2 separate regions of the Homo sapiens genome follow, and region 1 is linked to region 2. The links are chromatin loops, found by intact Hi-C in ENCODE. Cell type or tissue: endothelial cell of umbilical vein. All regions are shown on one strand. Links, peaks and the distances in the headings refer to the core of each region. The heading gives the core; the rest is flanking DNA.

The links. A loop is a pair of places that touch in the nucleus more often than their neighbours do. Peaks named below come from ENCODE experiments on the same cell type or tissue, not always from the same donor. Only the 100,000 strongest peaks of a DNase experiment are listed, where the experiment ranks them.
Region 1: it touches region 2 in a loop (5-fold over the local background); 8 of 110 quality-filtered maps call a loop at or near these places.

What each region holds. Positions count from the first base shown.
Region 1 is chr2:43,082,457-43,090,779 of GRCh38, forward strand. All of the region lies in intron 2 of LOC107985876, which reads right to left. It overlaps LOC124907756 (a long non-coding RNA gene), which reads left to right. Exons shown (of 2, transcript XR_007086299.1): 2 at 1-1,644. Among named protein-coding and RNA genes, the nearest start is that of LINC02580, 16 kb to the right of the region's middle. RefSeq lists enhancers at 952-1,718, 1,719-2,485, 4,035-4,574, 4,575-5,113. In endothelial cell of umbilical vein, for the core only: no CTCF peak of the experiment used is centred there; DNase peaks (open chromatin) are centred at 1,095 and 4,205; H3K27ac peaks cover 2,508 bases.
Region 2 is chr2:43,165,709-43,174,031 of GRCh38, forward strand. LOC124907755 (a long non-coding RNA gene) reads right to left here. Exons shown (of 2, transcript XR_007086298.1): 2 at 5,771-6,080. Among named protein-coding and RNA genes, the nearest start is that of ZFP36L2, 57 kb to the right of the region's middle. RefSeq lists enhancers at 1,983-2,629, 3,922-4,567, 4,242-4,536, 4,743-5,428 and a silencer at 3,759-3,818. In endothelial cell of umbilical vein, for the core only: a CTCF peak has its summit at 4,436 (motif pointing right); DNase peaks (open chromatin) are centred at 3,203, 4,443 and 6,303; H3K4me3 peaks cover 493 bases; H3K27ac peaks cover 3,123 bases.

The sequences.
Region 1 (8,323 bases), core at 72-8,071, 83 kb before region 2:
GGCAGCTTCAGGCCAGGCTGGGGGTAGCGGTGACCTCTAACAACCCAGGAAGCATGCCTCTCCCCTGCCCTGGGGGAGGGAGCAGCCCACAGTGTGACCCGAAATTTCCCCAAGTTAAAGACCATCTGCCTGTCTGTCTATCCATCCCCCCAGGGCCCAGGGGGCTGGTGAGTGTGGACAGACAGACACAGGCTGTGGGAAGCTGCAGTGATTAATGAGTGATGAAAACCAGACTTCGTCAGGATGGGGGTGGGGACATAGAAGCAGAGAGAGGTTGTCTGTTTTATGCTTGGCTCAGCTCTAAGCCCACAGCTCAGGGGAGGAGGGTGGAGGCAGCTGAGGGCAGTACTGGGCCCTGGCCTCAAAATCCCAGTCCGAGCATAGGGCCCCAGTTCATAGACACCCCCCTCATCCCCCAGTACCTCCTTCAGCCTCTGCCCTGGAAGGTTTCCCTAAGAGGAACTAGCTTTACTCCCAAATCCCAGGGACTTGCACTGGCCCTCAAATACCATCCATCCCAGAACACCCCAGAAGCCATGGGGAACAGCAGGGAAAACAGCCTCACCAACCCTCCAATCTTCTTGTCATGGGGCCAACGATTCTGGGGCCCAGAGCCTGAAGGTCCTCTCACCCTTCACCCCGACAAACACATGACCACTCCCACATTCCCAAACTCTGCCCCCAGGACCTGCTGAAGTCAAGCAGATTTTTCTCAAATGTCAAGGACAGCAAAAGCTACTTCTAAGAGGATTCAGCTCAAACCTCCAAACCTGCAAATAGACAGTCAGGATAAACCCAAGCAGGAGAGAGGCTTGCACAACCACTGCTTTTGGTCCCCACCCGACAGACACCTTGAGGGACCTTGGCAACATCCTCCTCCCCTGCCCGAAAATATTCCCACACTGGCCCATCTGCTCCAGGGCCTTGGATTCCACCATTCAACCCTGACCTCCCTTTGCAATACTGAACTCGAAGACTCTTGCCGAGGTTTCAAGTGTGTCCCCGCTCCCAGGGCCTGGGATCTGGCCAGGGAGGGCTGGAAAGAAGGAAATGCGCCACAGATGGAGGAAGTAGCTTCGGCAAGGTGAAGCACAAAGGCAAACTTTGCTGACAGAAGACTCTTGCTGCTGGCCAACCAGGCCTGCCTGTCATGAGAATCAAAATTGTTTTCTTTTGTCGAAAAAATATTTCCAAGGTAGTTCTTGTGTTGTGCTCAGGCACGTGGGTAAGGAAGCAATAGTGAGTGCTTCCTTCTTGCCTGCCAGGGACCTTGTGCATATCTGTTGGCTCATTGCATCTTAGAAACTCCTGAAGAAACTGAGGCTTGGGGAGGTTGCCTGCCCCCACGCACCCCTCAGGGACTAAGTGACAGAGCTGAGATCCCCAGTCGGCCAGACACAAAGCCCTCCTACTTTCTGAAGCCCCACCCTGCTGGGGAGGGAGAACTGGACGCCATCTGGGAAGAATTAAGGAGGTTTTTAGAAAAGGCCTCTGCAGGAATGAGAAAACCTTCATTAGGGCTTTTTAATCAATAAAGCAGGAACAAAACCTCCCTCCCTGCAAACATTTCTGGACTCCTAGGAGATGCCCAACTGTGCCCAACAAATGATTCAGAAAACGAGTATAAAATTCAAAAAATCCCCATCCCGACAAGTCAGAGAATGCTTTTTACTGGATGTTGGGGAGGGGAAGCCGAACCTCATGGCTCCTTGGATCTCAGTTCCTGTCTCTTGCCTTAACAGAGCCCAGACTTGTCATCTGAGAGGAAGGGGGAGGCTGAGGTCACTGCCCTTCTCTGGTTTCTGCCAAGAGCTCTGCTCTTCTCCAGGGAGGTGGCGGGGCTGGGATGGCTTTGTACCCTGCAGGCTCCAGCAGGATTGCATCTGCTGAGGTGCATCTTAGAAAGGGGAGTGTGAGATGCAGGTCCCCCACCTCTGGTGCTCCTGGCCAAGGCTGAGTGCCTGTGGTTCCTTTGTGGCCGTTCAGGTGGGAAAAGCGTTTGTGATACCAAAAAATCAGCTAGGCTCAGCCCTGAGCCGCAGCTGGGCACCTGCAAACCGAGGGCCTCACTTAGCCTGTCCCATCTGCAGAGGGAGTCGTCAGATGCTTCCCAAAGACCTTCTCAGGGTTAAATGAGAAAGTGGAGTATATTCGTTTTCTATTGCTGCATCACAAATTATTACAAAGCAGCTTAAACACTACCCATTTCTTATTTCACACTTCAGGTCAGAAGTCCAGGTGGGCTCAGCTATAGTCTCTGCTTAGGGTCTCACAAGCTGAAAATCAAAGTGTGAGCTGGCTGGCTCCTATCAGAAGCTCTTTTCCAGAAGCTCTGGGAAAGCATCTCCTTGCAAGCTCATTCGGGTTGTGGCGGAATTCCACTCCTGCAGTTGCAGGACTGAGGTGGCGGTCAGCCAGGGATCTCTATCAGCTCCTCGAAGCTGCTCTCTCTCGAGTCCTTTCCACATGGTCCCCTCCTTCTTCAAGTCATCAAAGATGTATCGAACCCTCCCTCACACTTCACATCTGTGACTTCCTCTCCTGCCCCCAGCCAGAGAAAACCCTCTGCTTCTAAAGGGCTCGTGTGATTCGATTAGGCCCCTACCAACTCATCTTTCTTTTCTTGGACTCAGAGTCAACTGATTTCTATCCTTAATGATGTCTTTGAAATCCCTTTGCCATATAATTTCACATGATCATGGGCTTGATGTCTTATCATGTTCAGGGGTTCGGATGGAAATATTGGGGGCCATATTTAGAATTCTGCCTACACGGGAAGCAAAAGTGCTTTGTCACCTCTAAAGTGCCAGACTTAGGCTCTCATTAGAGCCTAATGAGGGTCTAACCCTTAGGGAGGGTTTCCTTCCCTCTGCCCCAGGAGCGCAAAGGAAAGGGTGACACTGGATTAGGGGTGGCTGCCTGTGGCCCCTGCCCCTTCCCCTCCTCCTCCTCCTCCTCCTCTTGAGCCTACCTCTGGGCTTTTCATGACTTGGAGAGGGAGCCCTGTCTCAGGACCCCAGGACTTAATCTGTCCGTCACCTTCCCCTTCCAGATCTTCAGCCACTCCACACCCCCTGCAAGTTCCTTCCTGGGCTCTGCCCTTCCTTCATACTCTCTGGGTACCACTCCTTCCCGGGATCTACGACGGCGGTCTACACTCGCCTGCTCCCATCTCTGTCCACTGGAGCCTGGCGCCTACCAGCCCCCACTGCCTGAATCTGTTCTCCCTCCCTTATCCCAGTGGACACCTTCCAGGCCATCTCTGCCAGGCCTTCCTGTGATGGCAACCATAGAGTCTGTCTTGTACCTGCGGTATTATTCCCAACACCCACCCGGGTGCCAGGAGCATAGCAGACACTCTAGCAAACATTCGTCATTGTTTGTCTGCATCCACGTATCTATGTGGTCCACGTGCTAATGTGCTCCCCTGCCTGCCCCAAACCTGAGGATACGTCTCCTGCTGCCGCCTCAGCAAGTGACACCCATGTCACCCTCTCCCTCAGCCCGAGGGCAGTGACCACAGTGAGAGGAAGCATGAGTGTGGGTCCATCAGGATAAAAGGCCAGCACTGAGTCTGTTTCACGCCCCCTGCCCCCACCCCACCACACACGTGCACACACCACAGGCTCTGCGTTCTCCTTGGCCTAACGCTGGGGAGGGCAAGAGCCACCACCCACCAGCTTTCTACCCTTCACTATACCTGGGCCTCAACTCAGCTGGCCTCTCTAGGAGTTACTTGTGCTGGCCTTAATCTTTTTTCTTTTTTTTTTTTTTGAATCGGAATCTTGCTCTGTCGGGAATACAGTGGTGCAATCTCGGCTCACTGCAACCTCCTCCTCCCAGGTTCAAGTGATTCTCCTGCCTCAGCCTCTCAAGCAGCTGAGATTACAGGCACCCACCAACACATCCAGCTAATTTTTGTATTTTTAGTAGAGACGGGGTTTCACCTTGTCGGCCAGTCTGATCTCGAACTCCTGACCTCAGGTGATCTGCCCGCCTCAGTCTCCCAAAGTGCTGGGATTACAGGCGTGACCCACCACGCCTGGCCAATCTTTTTTCATTCCGTCCCTGCATTTAGGCCTATGTTCTCTTCCCCCAGAGACCCACCCACTTCCTCTTGGGGAGTCCAGCCGAGGACAGTGTGGCTTGAAGAACATTCTAATCCCAGCCCGAGAGCTCTGAGAGAAAAAATGACTACAAACCCTGGAATGTGAAGCCTGCTGCTTCCTGCAAAGCATTTTGAATGAAACACGTAACCAACAGCTGCAGCACAGAGAATGGAAACTCTGAGGAACGTCATGGCTCCAGGTTCCAAATAGCAGGGTTGTGAGCAGGACAGGCTCTTCATTTCAGCCCAACCTGGACACCCTCAGCAGCACCCCTCCCTGCTCTCCTTCCAGGAAGCGGGCCCGTCATGCCAAGGATGTGCCGCTGTTGCTCGCTTATTCCAAACACCCCCGGCCCCCAACACAGCCAGACATCCCCGTGTATAGGGGTGAGGCCCCCTTCCCACTCACCAGCCCCCAGAGACATTGAGGACACCCAAGCCCAGCCACTCTGCCCTCTCAGGAGCAGGTTAATGCATCCCTCAACATGACTCCCATCCTGGAACTCAGCCCCAGGCCAGGCTGGGCAGTGCCAGCCAATTCATGCAATGCAGGAAGATATCATTGCCAAAGCTGCTCTAGGGCAGACTTGGGGTGAGGGGGCAGGACAGAGAGCCCATGAGGAGCAAGAGGCCCTAGAATTGGAGAATTCCTGAAGATCACTCCTGCATGAAGGGGAGACATGCGAACATTTTTTCAACTTCTTTAGGGAGATATAACACACTCAGTAAAACACACTCGTCTTAATGGCGTGGCTTGATGAACTTTTACATACAAACACACCTGGATGAAATGTAGAACACTGCAAATACCCCAGAAGATTCCCTGGATCCCCTTCCCAGTCAACATTCGTCCCCCTCAGAGGTGACCGTGATTTGGAACTTCTCTCACCATCAATTAATTTTGCCTCTTTTTGAACCTCATTGAAATGGAATCACCAACAGCATGTGCTTTCATGACCAGCTTACCTAGTTCATCCTGTCTATGAGATTCATCCACGATGCAGACACACTAATGACCCCATGGCACCTCCCACACTCCAGGTGCTGTACCAAGGATGTCATGGTTACTTGTTTACACTAAGGCCTTGACATTGAACCCATTTTCCAGATAAGGAAGTTGGTTGAATCAGCAGTTCATTGCCACACAGTCAGGACTTGGAGAGACTGGAATTCAAACCCAAGAGAGAACCAGAACAGATTCTCTCTTCTATTTTCTCTTAACAAACTTACAGAGACCTGCCTCCATTATACCTAGAGATCTACAGCCTGGAATTTCCTCACAAGGGAGACCTGTTTCAGGGTTTTGTGCTCTTGGGAACCCAACAGGAGCACCCATTTTACTTTAGTCCCCTATTCCTTGGGGGACATGGGCAAGGCAGAAGAGGAGGGGTGAGCAGCAGGTGAGGAGGGGTGAGCAGCAGGTAAGGAGGGCGTCTCAGGAGGCCCAGACCCAGGCAGAAAAGGTTTCACAGGAAGAGAATGAAGAGGTTCATTCATTTAGTCAGCCAATATTTATTGAATGCCTGCTGTATGGCAGGCGCTGTCCTAGGCACTTACTTTTTGGTTATCTACCTGTATGTATCAAACCACTCTAAAATGCAGTGGCTTAAAATGGACAACAAACATTTATTATCTCTTATAACTTTATAAGTTGGCTGAGCAGTTCTTCCACTGATCTCACCAAGGGACTTTTATGCTGCTGCAGCCAGATGGCAGCTGGAACTGAAGTCATCTGGGAGCTAGACTGGGCTGGCTGAGTCAAGATGGTGGCCTCACATGTCAGGTACCCTGGAAAGAACCTGGAGGGCTGGGCTAGGCTGGGACTGGTGCATTGATGGGATTCCTTCTCTCCTGCTGTCCTGTATGGGCTCCTCCTTCTCCATGTGGCCCTTCCACATCTCCTCTTCATGCGCATTTCTCCAAGAGGGTATCCAGACTTCTTACATCACAGCTAAGGGCTCCCAGAAGTAATAAAGTGGAAGTCACCAAGCCTTATTAAAGTTTAGGACTGGCAATGGCTTGGCACCACTTTGGACATATTTTGCTGCTTAAGGTGAATTACAAGCCTGGACCAGATTCAGCACGGGAAGGAACTCTAGAAGGGAATGAATATCATCCAGGGCCATCTTTGGAGAGTAGCGACCACCCCCCCAAAAAGAAAATCATTGTCTTTTTTCATTTATTCAACAAACATTCACTGTCAGGCACATAGTTCCTTCTTAAATAGAGTACACTTAAAGTAAACACCACTTTTGTTTGACTCACTATCATTCAAGATACCAGCCACTGAGAAGCTCTGTAAAGGGTAAATAGCATTCATTGAGAGTTTACTGCATACCAGACCCTGAGCTCAGTGCTTTACAAAGTCTAACTCATTTACTCCTTACTTGTTTTCCCTCCTTTGAAGTAGGTATTATTGTTTGTCCTGTTTTCTAGATCACTTAGAAAAGAGGTTATGTATTGCTGAATAACAAACCACCTCCAAACTTAGTGGTTTAAAACAACAATAATCATTTATTATCATTCATGGTTTCTTTGGATCAGCTGGGAAGTTCTGGCTTGGGGTCTCATGAAGCTGTAGTCAGACTGTGACTGAGGATAGGATCAGTTTCAAGGCTTCTTCACTCACAGGTCTGGTGCCTGGGCTGGGAGGACACAAACAAGCGGAGGCTGCGAAAGCCAGGGTCTTTCAGGCATCTCTCTATCTGTGTGGTTTCTCCACATGAGCTCTCCAACATGGCAGCCCCAAAATAGCTGGACTTTTTTTTTTTGAGACGGAGTTTTGCTCTTGTTGCCCAGGCTGGAACGCAATGACACGATCTTGGCTCACTGCAACCTCTGCCTCCCAGATTCAAGCAATTCTTCTGCCTCAACCTCCCGAGTAGCTGGGATTACAGGCGCCCACCACCATGGCTGGCTAATTTTTTTTTGTATTTTTAGTAGAGATGGGGTTTCTCCGTGTTGGCCAGGCTGGTGTCAAACTCCTGACCTCAGGTGACCCGCCCACCTTGTCCTCCCAAAGTGCTGAAATTACAGGCATGAGCCACCGCGCCCGGCTATAGCTGGAGTTTTTTACATGGCCACTCAGCAATCCAAAGGCATATATCCAGAGAGACAGAAGCTGCGTCACTTTTCCTGATCCAGAACTTGGAAGCCATGCAGTGTCACTTCTACCTCATTCTATTTGTTAAGGCAGTTAAAAAGGCCTGCCCAGGTACAGCAGGAGGGAGAAACAGTTCCATTTCTTGATAGGAAATGGGTCAACAATCTGAGCCATATTTAAAACCACCATAGTCTATCCTCTGGACATAAATTATTTACATTCCTTTCACATACAAAATATACTCATTCCTTTGCAAAGATCCCCCAAAATCTCATCTATTATGGCATCAGATTTAGGCTAGAGAGGTCTAGGATCCCATTATATCAACCATTCAGGTATGGAGGAAGTTCCTCAGATGTAATTCCTCAGGCACATTTCCTTAAGTACTATTCCTCTTTATTCAGAGACTTGTGAACTAAAGAGACAAGTTATCTGCTACTGGACCGCATGCAGTGGCTCACACCTGTAATCCCAGCACTTTGGGAGGCCAAGGCAGTTGGATCACCTGAGGTCAGGAGTTCAAGACCAGCCTAGCCAACATGGTGAAACTCTCTCTCTACTAAAAATACAAAAATTAATTGGGCATGGTGGCAGGCACCTATAATCCCAGCTACTCAGCAGGCTGAGACAGAAGAATCGCTTGAACCCAGGAGGCGGAGGTTGCAGCAAGCCAAGATCACACCATTGCACTCCAGCCTGGGCAACAAGAGTGAAACACTGTGTCAAAAAAAAAAAAAAAAAAAAAGTTATCTGCTGCTTACACACTGAACATCCAATGATGAGATAGGCATAGTGTAGCCACTATAAACACTCTTATTCAAGAGAGGGGAGAGGAGGCACAGAGCCATGACTGGTCCATAGCAATTCTGAAATCCATTCAGGCTCATATTGTGTTGCCAATTTCTTGATTAGGGCTCAGTTCTACTGCCTGGGAATGATTCTTTGTGGCTTTTGGCTCTGTTCTCTAGATTCTTGGTTCCACCTTCTGAATCATCCTTCTTTCTCTATAAAAAATGGCTGGTGATATGGTTTGGCTATGTCCCACCCAAATCTCATCTTGAATTTCCACGTGTTGTGGGAGGGACCTGGTGGGAGGTAATTGAATCATGGGG
Region 2 (8,323 bases), core at 103-8,102:
AGCAAAACTGAACTCATCAAGGAATCCAGCCTTGACTTTGGTTAAGCATAAAATCACAACCATATTTCACAGACACGGTGGGTCCGGCAACCAGCAAGGGGGGGCGGTGGAGAAAACCAAGGACAGCTGGCTTGGGGTTGGAATGCGATTTTTTATCAAATAATCACATGCTATGTGCAGGCTGGGATCACACGCTTGAGGTTGCACCACGAAGAGAGTCTGCCCCATGTGTTTCCCAGCACCCATTACCTGTTTTTCCCATCATTGCTTAAAAAGGAGATTCTGTGGGCTCTGAAGGCAAGTCAGCTATGGTACGTGTGTGTGCAAGGGACGGTCAGCCAGAGAGGTGCAAACCCACAAGGAGAGCCTCTTGGGAACACAGCCCCTGCTGGTCCCTGGAGAGGGAAGGACAGGTTTCTGTCTAGCTTCTGAGTCCAGGTTTAAGAAAAGCCTTGCAGGCTGGGTGTGGTGGCTCACGCCTGTAATCCCAACACTTTGGGAGGCCGAGGTGGGCGAATCACGAGGTCAGGAGTTCGAGACCAGCCTGGCCAACATGGTGAAACCCCGTCTCTACTAAAAATACAAAAAAAAAAAAAAAAAAATTAGCTGGGTGTAGGGGCGGTGCCTGTAATCCCAGCTACTCGGGAGGCTGAGGCAAGAGAATCGCTTGAACCCATGAGGTGGAGGTTGCAATGAGCCGAGATCATGCCACTGCACTCCAGCCTGGCAACAGAGTGAGACTCTGTCTCAAAAAAAAAAAAAAAAAAAAAAAAAAAAAAAAAAGAAAGAAAGAAAGAAAAGGAAAGCCTTGCACACTTTGGGAGGCCGAGGCAGGTGAATCACCTGAGGTCAGGAGTTCGAGACCAGCCTGGCCAACAATGGCAAAACCCCGTCTCTACTAAAAAAAATACAAAAGTTAGCTGGGCGTGGTGGTGCACACTTGTAATCCCAGCTACTCGGGAGGCTGAGGCAGGAGAATTGCTTGAACCCAGGAGGTGGAGGTTGCAGTGAGCTGAGATCGTGCCACTGCACTCCAGCCTGGACAACAGAGCAAGACTCTGTCTCAAAAATAAATAAATAAATAAGGGGGCCGGGCGCAGTCGCTCACGCCTATAATCCCAGCACTTTGGGAGGCCAAGGCGAGCGAATCACGAGGTCAGGAGATTGAGACCACCCTGGCTAACACAGTGAAACCCCGTCTCTACTAAAAATACAACAAAATTAGCCAGGCGTGGTGGTGGGCACCTGTAGTCCCAGCTACTCAGGAGGCTGAGGCAGGAGAATGGCGTGAACCCGGGAGGTGGAGCTTGCAGTGAGCTGAGATTGCACCACTGCACTCCAGCCTGGGTGACAGAGCAAGACTCCGTCTCAAAAAAAGAAAGAAAGAAAGAGAGAGAAAGAAAGAAAGAAAGAAAGAAAGAAAGAAAGAAAGAAAGAAAGAAAGAAGGAAAGAAAGAAAAGCCTTGTGGTGGCTCACGCCTGTAATCTCAGCTCTTTGTAGGTGGATGGATCACCTGAGCCCAGGAATTTGAGAACAGCCTGGGTAACATGGTGAAACCCTGTCTCTATTTTTTTTTTTAACCACCACATCTGGCCTACCTGTCCCTATGATTATTATTATTATTTTGAGACAGAGTCTTGCTCTGTCACCCGGGCTGGAATGCAATGGCATGATCTCAGCTCACTGCAATCTCTGCCTCCCAGGTTCAAGTGATTCTCCTGCCTCAGCCTCCCAAGTAGCTGGGATTACAGGCATGTACCACCACACCCGGCTAGTTTTTGTATTTTTAGTAGTGATGGGGTTTTGCCACGTTGGCCAGGCTGGTCCAGAACTCCTGACCTCAGGTGATTCGCCCTCCTCGGCCTCCCTAAGTGCTGGGATTACAGGCATGAGCCACCACGCTCGGCCCCTATTATATTTTTAAAAATTATACTTTTAAATAAAAAAAAGAAAAGGCTTTCCACATCCAGAATTGTGTACTAAGCCTCGCTCCCTCTGAGAAACAGCATATACAGATGCCCACAGCTATGGGCCTTCTTCCTTCTTCTGCTCCAGGGGCAAGTAAAAGGAGGTGCAGTGAGGCAAAGGGGTGGAGGCTCAGGAGAGTGATAGGGGAAGAAATGAGCAGAGTTTCAGGAGATGAAACAGAGCAAAAGTTTGAGGTCTGAGACCAGTGAGATTCAGAGGCAGGGGCTGCTGGGGGCAGGGACTGTGGGGGCAGGGGCGGTAGGGAATGGAGGAAAGAGCATGGATCTGGGGCTCTGCTGCTCACCAGTTAGGTGACCTGGGCAATCCCCAGGCCTCTCTAAGCCTCAGTTTCCTGAGCTAGTGGAAGCCCCTAGGTCACAGGGCTATTGTAGGGATGGGTGTGCTCCTGAGGAAAACTAGCATGAGCTTGGCACCAGGCAGGTGAGGCCATGTGCTGCTCTCTGGGCCCCCAGCTTCTGTCCCCCAGACCCTGGTGTCAGACAGGACCTGGTGAGAAATCCTTGCGGCCCTAGCCTGCCTAAGCTGTGGAGGGGCTTGTCCAGGACCTGCCAGGCAGAGGCTGCAGAAGGGTTCACTTGGCCTTTTCAGTCCCTCTCAGTCCCTTACTGTCTGCCTCTCAAGAACATCCTGGCACTTGCTGCTCCACAGCCCTGCTGGGGTCCTGGGTGGGACTTTCTGGGGGCAGAGGAAGAAATTCCAGGGCCTGCCCTTGACGAGCTCATAGTCTAACTGGGAAGAGAGTAGTGGCTCACTATCCAGAAAACATGGAAAAGAGACTGTGGTTTGGAGAAAGCAGGAAGCGTTCAGAAGCGGGAGGCAGAACAGGGGAAGGCGCTGGAGCCTGAAGGATGGAGCGGACCAAGTGCAGAGGGGATGGAGGGCACTGCAGGCAGGAGGCACAGCGAGAAGAATGGCCTGGAGGGTTGGATGGGGAACACGGGGTCCTAGAGACGGAAGCAGGGTCCAGGCTGTGAGTGGTGGGGCCGCCTCAGCTGGGGAGTTATGGTAAGGATAAACAGAAGGGCTCTGGGGCCGCCCAGAGTGCATACCCCCCAGGGTGCAGACGGGGGAACAGCAATTGTCTCTGAGGGGGATCCTCACCTCCCTATCTCATCGGCCTAGGAGACAGGACCTCACTTGACTGGCCCACAGCCAGGCCCTGGCTGTGTTGACAAATGGGTCCTTCCCCCTGGCCTGGTGAGCTGAGATGTGGCATTGTTAAGCTGCAAGTGAGTCACAGAACTTTTCCTTCCCTTTCTTCCTCTCTGCCCTGCTTGTCCCACACCCTGCTCATTTTTTTTTTCTCTCTCTCTCTCTCTCTCTCACACACACACACACACACACACACTTGCCTTTCAGAACCTGTGAACTATAAATAAGTGCTTTATCACCATAAATGACTTGATCCAGGCTAGGGTCGTGAGGGGCTTGGCTCAGGTTCCTGGGCATGTGGATACCTGCAGAGTGGGTTCCTGAGCACGTGAGGGCACAAGCGTGCAGTCTCGGACAAGGTGGAGTCTCAATGTGTGAGCTTGCTGAGGCCAGGGCAGTGTCTGGGAAGGGAGTGGAGGCATCTTTGTGTCTGTGGGGTTGTGGTGGGAGGGAGGTTTCGGGGGCTGTGAGGCGAGCACAGGCGTGTGTGCTGTCTATGCCCCCAAGGGGACAGGGCGTGGGTGGAGAACGTATTTGTGCCCGAGGTGTGTCCGCAGGGATATCCGTGTGGTGAGTGTGGGAGGAGGGGCGCTGGGCATGGAGGAAGTGTTTCTGTCTGTCTGTGTGTGTGTTGTGGGGGTGGCGGGGATTGGCGGGGGTGGGTTGTGCCTGGCCAGCCAACCTTTACATCTGGTTCTGCAGGATGTGAAAAGGTTTGTGACTGAGGCCAGTGGCACACCCTCCAGTCGGATCAGAGGGTTGGAGATAAACCCAAGTGAGCAAGCATTGGTGGCTGTGGCCGTGTGGTGTCCCATTCCTGGGGGGCTCCAGGAGATAGGGAAGCTCATCTGACTTCCTGAGGGCCTGGCAGCCCCTCCTGCCCTCCTCAAGGTGGTCCATCTGCCACGCCAAGCCCAGCCAGAGAGAAGGGGCACCCGGAGCACAGTGCCTGTGACTCTGCAGGCAGGGCACCGGCGGGCACCCAGGGAGGACCTGCTCTGTTCCCACTCACGAGCCCCTCCCACCTGACGCCGCCCCAGCTAGACTGAGAACCCCAGGAGGCAGGGCTTGACTTTTCTTTCTTCTCCCAGCCTCAGTCTCCCCAGATGTCAAAGGAGGACAATGATCTCTACAGAGAGGGGCTAACTGCACCGGGGTGAGCTTGGCGTCGTGGCTGGCAGGGAACGGAGGCTCCCTTCCTTCACCTCCCAGCCTCCAAAGAAAAGGTTCAGTTGAGGCCTCCTTGGGGGTGGGTGCGGGTCCTTGGGCCATCTCTAGGGGGCGCTGACAGTCAGCCAGCACGTGCCTGCACCTGTCCCTAGTTAAATGAGCAAAAGACAGCTGAAAAAAAGAACCCAGGCAGGCCTTGGGGCAGGGCAGAGGGTCTTGAGGCTAAGTGTGAATGGGGGATGGAAGTTCAGTGGGGCGTGACTGGAGGGTTTGTCTGGGGCATGTGTGACTTCTGTCACCCACTGGCCTAAGAAAGAGCACCAAAGGCCCTTCTGTGAATAAACTCTCAGGCTAACGCAGGCTGGGCTTCATGGAAGGGATGGAAGGGAAGGTAGTCCTTGGATGTTTGGTTGAGGCCCCACTCCTCCTGGGATGGTGGAAGGAGGGCAATGAGGCATCAATGGGGTTTCCTTCTTTCCCTCTCCTTTGCGAGCCTCACCAAGGCAGGCCTGCCACCTGGAGCCCCTCAAGGAGATGAGAATCCACAGTCCCCGTGCCAGGAGGTGGCAGCAGGCAGAGTGATGGGCCCTGGAGGGAGGGCTCACTTGGGGCACTCTCGCCTTTTAAAGGCGGCTGCTTTCTCCTGGGATTACCCCCATGATTTGGGGTCCCTGGGGGCAATGCCATGGCCTCCATGCAACCAGGCCTCCTGAGTGGCTGCATTGCTGGCAGGGAGGTAGCTCTAAGGTCAATTCTGAACCTGCCTCCCTCCAGCACTGCCCATCCATAAAGGGCATCTGTGCCCAGGCAACACCCACCCACCTGGGGCTTGGGGAGCCGGGGCTGCTGCAAACACAGTGCCGCAGTGAAAGTGGGACAAACGCGCCTGTGTGCATCCTGGCCGAGGTGCCGGAGGAAGCGTGGTCGGGGCAGAAGTGTTAATGGGCCTCCTTCCTGCCGTGCCCTGCCCGTGCCAGCTCCTCGGTGCTCATCCCGGCTCCCTGAAATGCTCGCTTCCACTCAGGGCCAGCGCACTCCCTCCACGTCCCTGGCCGCAGATCTGTCCTGCTTTGACAAATAACCCGCTCAGCCTTCGGGTTTATGGTTTTTCCGTGCGCCTTCCTTCATGTGGTTGGGAACCAAGCTCTGGTCTCCAGAGCTGTGTGGGGCTGGGAATGGCGCCTGGACCTGCAGGGCTCCCCAAGCAACAGTGCAGGGGGACTGGAATCCTGCTCTCAGGGAGACAGGGCCCATCAGGGAACCACGTAGGAGGGCCAGCGCCGCATGCTAAAGGGGCATAGGCAAGGGAAGGGGTCTGCAGGGACAGTCTGCAGGAGCCAGGAGGGCTTCCTGAAGGAGGCTGAGCTTGAAGGATGGAGGGGCCAAAGGAGACCATTCCAAAAGCAGACAGCACCAGCCCACAGGATGGTGAGCAGCAACTGCAAGAAGAGAAGCTTGGGCACTCGTGGGTTTGTTTTTATTTTTGCTTTTAAATGTAATATTTGGGCCGGCTGTGGTGGCTCATGCCTGTAATCCCAGCACTTTGGGAGGCCGAGGCGGGTGGATCACCTGAGGTCAGAGTTTGAGACCACCCTGACCAACATGGAGAAACCCCGTCTCTACTAAAAAATATATATATATATTAGCCAGGCCCCAACTACTCGGGAGGCTGAGGCAGGAGAATCGCTTGAATCCAGGAGGCGGAGGTTGCAGTGAGCTGAGATCGCACCATCGTACTCCAGCCTGGGCAGCAAAAGTAAAACTCCATCTCAAAAAAAAAAAAAAAAAAAGTAATATTTGTTAAGCAACAACTGTGCCCTGTGCTAAGTAAGTCTCATGAGTTCATTATCTCATTAATTTTCACAAAAACTCGCAAGTACTGTCAACCTCATTTTATAGGTGACAATCCTGGGGCCCAGGAGATAAAGTAGCATGCCTTGGGGGAGAGCTGGTTAGTGGCAGAACAAGGATGGAAGCCCTGGCAGGCATCCAAGGCAGGATCCACATGTTAAAGAGAAACCACTACACTGCACATTCTGGTCAGTCACTGTTGGACTTTTGCATTTGAGCCAGGGCTACCCATCTGGTGTCCCTGAGTCCCTGGGTCTGCCCCAGGAGGGCCAAGGAGGAATCAACTAATTCCAGGGCTATCTGTCCCCTCAAAGACACAAATTTGCACATGCTGGGAGCCTCAAGCCCCTTAGGAATCAGCATCATCCACAAGCTGATGCCTCCCACATAAGGGAACACATTTTCTTTTTTTCTTTTTTTGAGTCAGAGTCTCACTCTGTTGCTCAGGCTGGAGTACAGTGGCTCAGTCTCGGCTCACTGCAACCTCTGCCTCCCAGGTTCAAGCAATTCTCCTGCCTCAGCCCCCCGAGTAGTTGGGATTACAAGTACCAGCCACCATGTCCGGCTAATTTTTTGTATTTTTAGTAGAGACGGGGTTTCACCATGTTGGCTAGGCTGGTCTCGAACTCCTAACTTCAGGTGATCCGCCTGCCTCAGCCTCCCAAAGTGCTGGAATTACAGATGTGAGCCACCACACCCAGCCAAGGGGACACATTTTCAAAAGTACTTAGGGCTGTTGAATAAAATATACACTCATCTAAAAGCATTGCATGCCGGGCACAGTGGCTCATGCTTGTAATACCAGCACTTTGGGAGGCCAAGGTGGGCAGATCACCCGAGGTCAGGAGTTCAAGACCAGCCTGACCAACACAGACAAACCCCATCTCTACTAAAAATACAAAAAGTTAGCTGGGCGTGGTGACGCATGTCTGTAATTCCAACTACTCAGGAGTCTGAGGCAGGAGAATTGCTTGAACCCCAGAAGCGGAGGTTGTGGTGAGCTGAGATCATGCCATTGCACTCCAGCCTGCGCAACAAGAGCGAAACCCCATCTCAAAAATAAATAAATAAATAAAATTTTAAAAAAATTAAAGCACAGATGAAGGTATCCTTGCAGATGGTCATTTGTCTTTTTTTTTTTTTTTTTTTTTTTTGAGACGGAGTCTTGCTCTGTCACCCAGGCTGGAGTGAAGTGGCACAATCCGGGCTCACTGTAAGCTCCACCTCCCGAGTTCACACCATTCTCCTGCCTCAGCCTCCTGCGTAGCTGGGACTACAGGCATGTGCCACCACGCCCAGTTAATTTTTTTTTTTTTTTTGTATTTTTAGTAGAGACGGGGTTTCACCATGTTAGCCAGGATGATCTCGATCACCTGACCTCATGATTCGCCTGCCTCGGCCTCCCGAAGTGCTGGGATTATGGGGGTGAGCCACCACGCCCAGCCCATTTGTCCTTTTTTTAATCAAAAGATTTTAAAAGTACAAGTACTGCCACAGAGTGCAGGTCTGCAAAGTGTTTCGACTCTACAAAAGAGTGTTTGTATTTTAAAAGTTCAGGAACCATTTTACGGACTAAGACACTGAGGCCCTAGGAGATAGGGCTTCTTGGCCAAGTTGCAGAGCCAGCTGGGGCCCAGGGAGTTTAATCCAAGTGGTGTGGGTCTCCCTTTCTCTCTGTTCAGGGAAGTGCCCCCTTCATCCCCTCAGAGAAGGGCCCCAGGACTGCAGGACAGGCCATGGGGGGTGCAACCTTGGGAGGCATGAAGCTTGAGGAACTGAAGGGCTAGGAGAAATTCAAGGGCTGGGCACAGTGGGTCACACCTATAATCCCAGCATTTTGGGAGATCAAGGCAGGTGGATCACCTGAAGTCAGGAGTTCAACACCAGCCTGGCCAACATGGTGAAACCCCGTCTCTACTAAAAGTACAAAAAAATTAGCTGGGCGTAGTGGCAGGTGCCCATAATCCCAGCTACTTGGGAGGCTGAGGCAGGAGAATGGCTTGATCCCAGGAGGCAGAGGTTGCAGTGAGCCGAGATTGCGCCATTGCATTCCAGTCTGGGCAACAAGAGGGAAACTCCATCTCAAAAAGAAAAGAAAAAGAAATTCAAAGGCAAGGTTAGACTGTCTCTTAACAGACTGGGGACAACCCCAAGAAATAA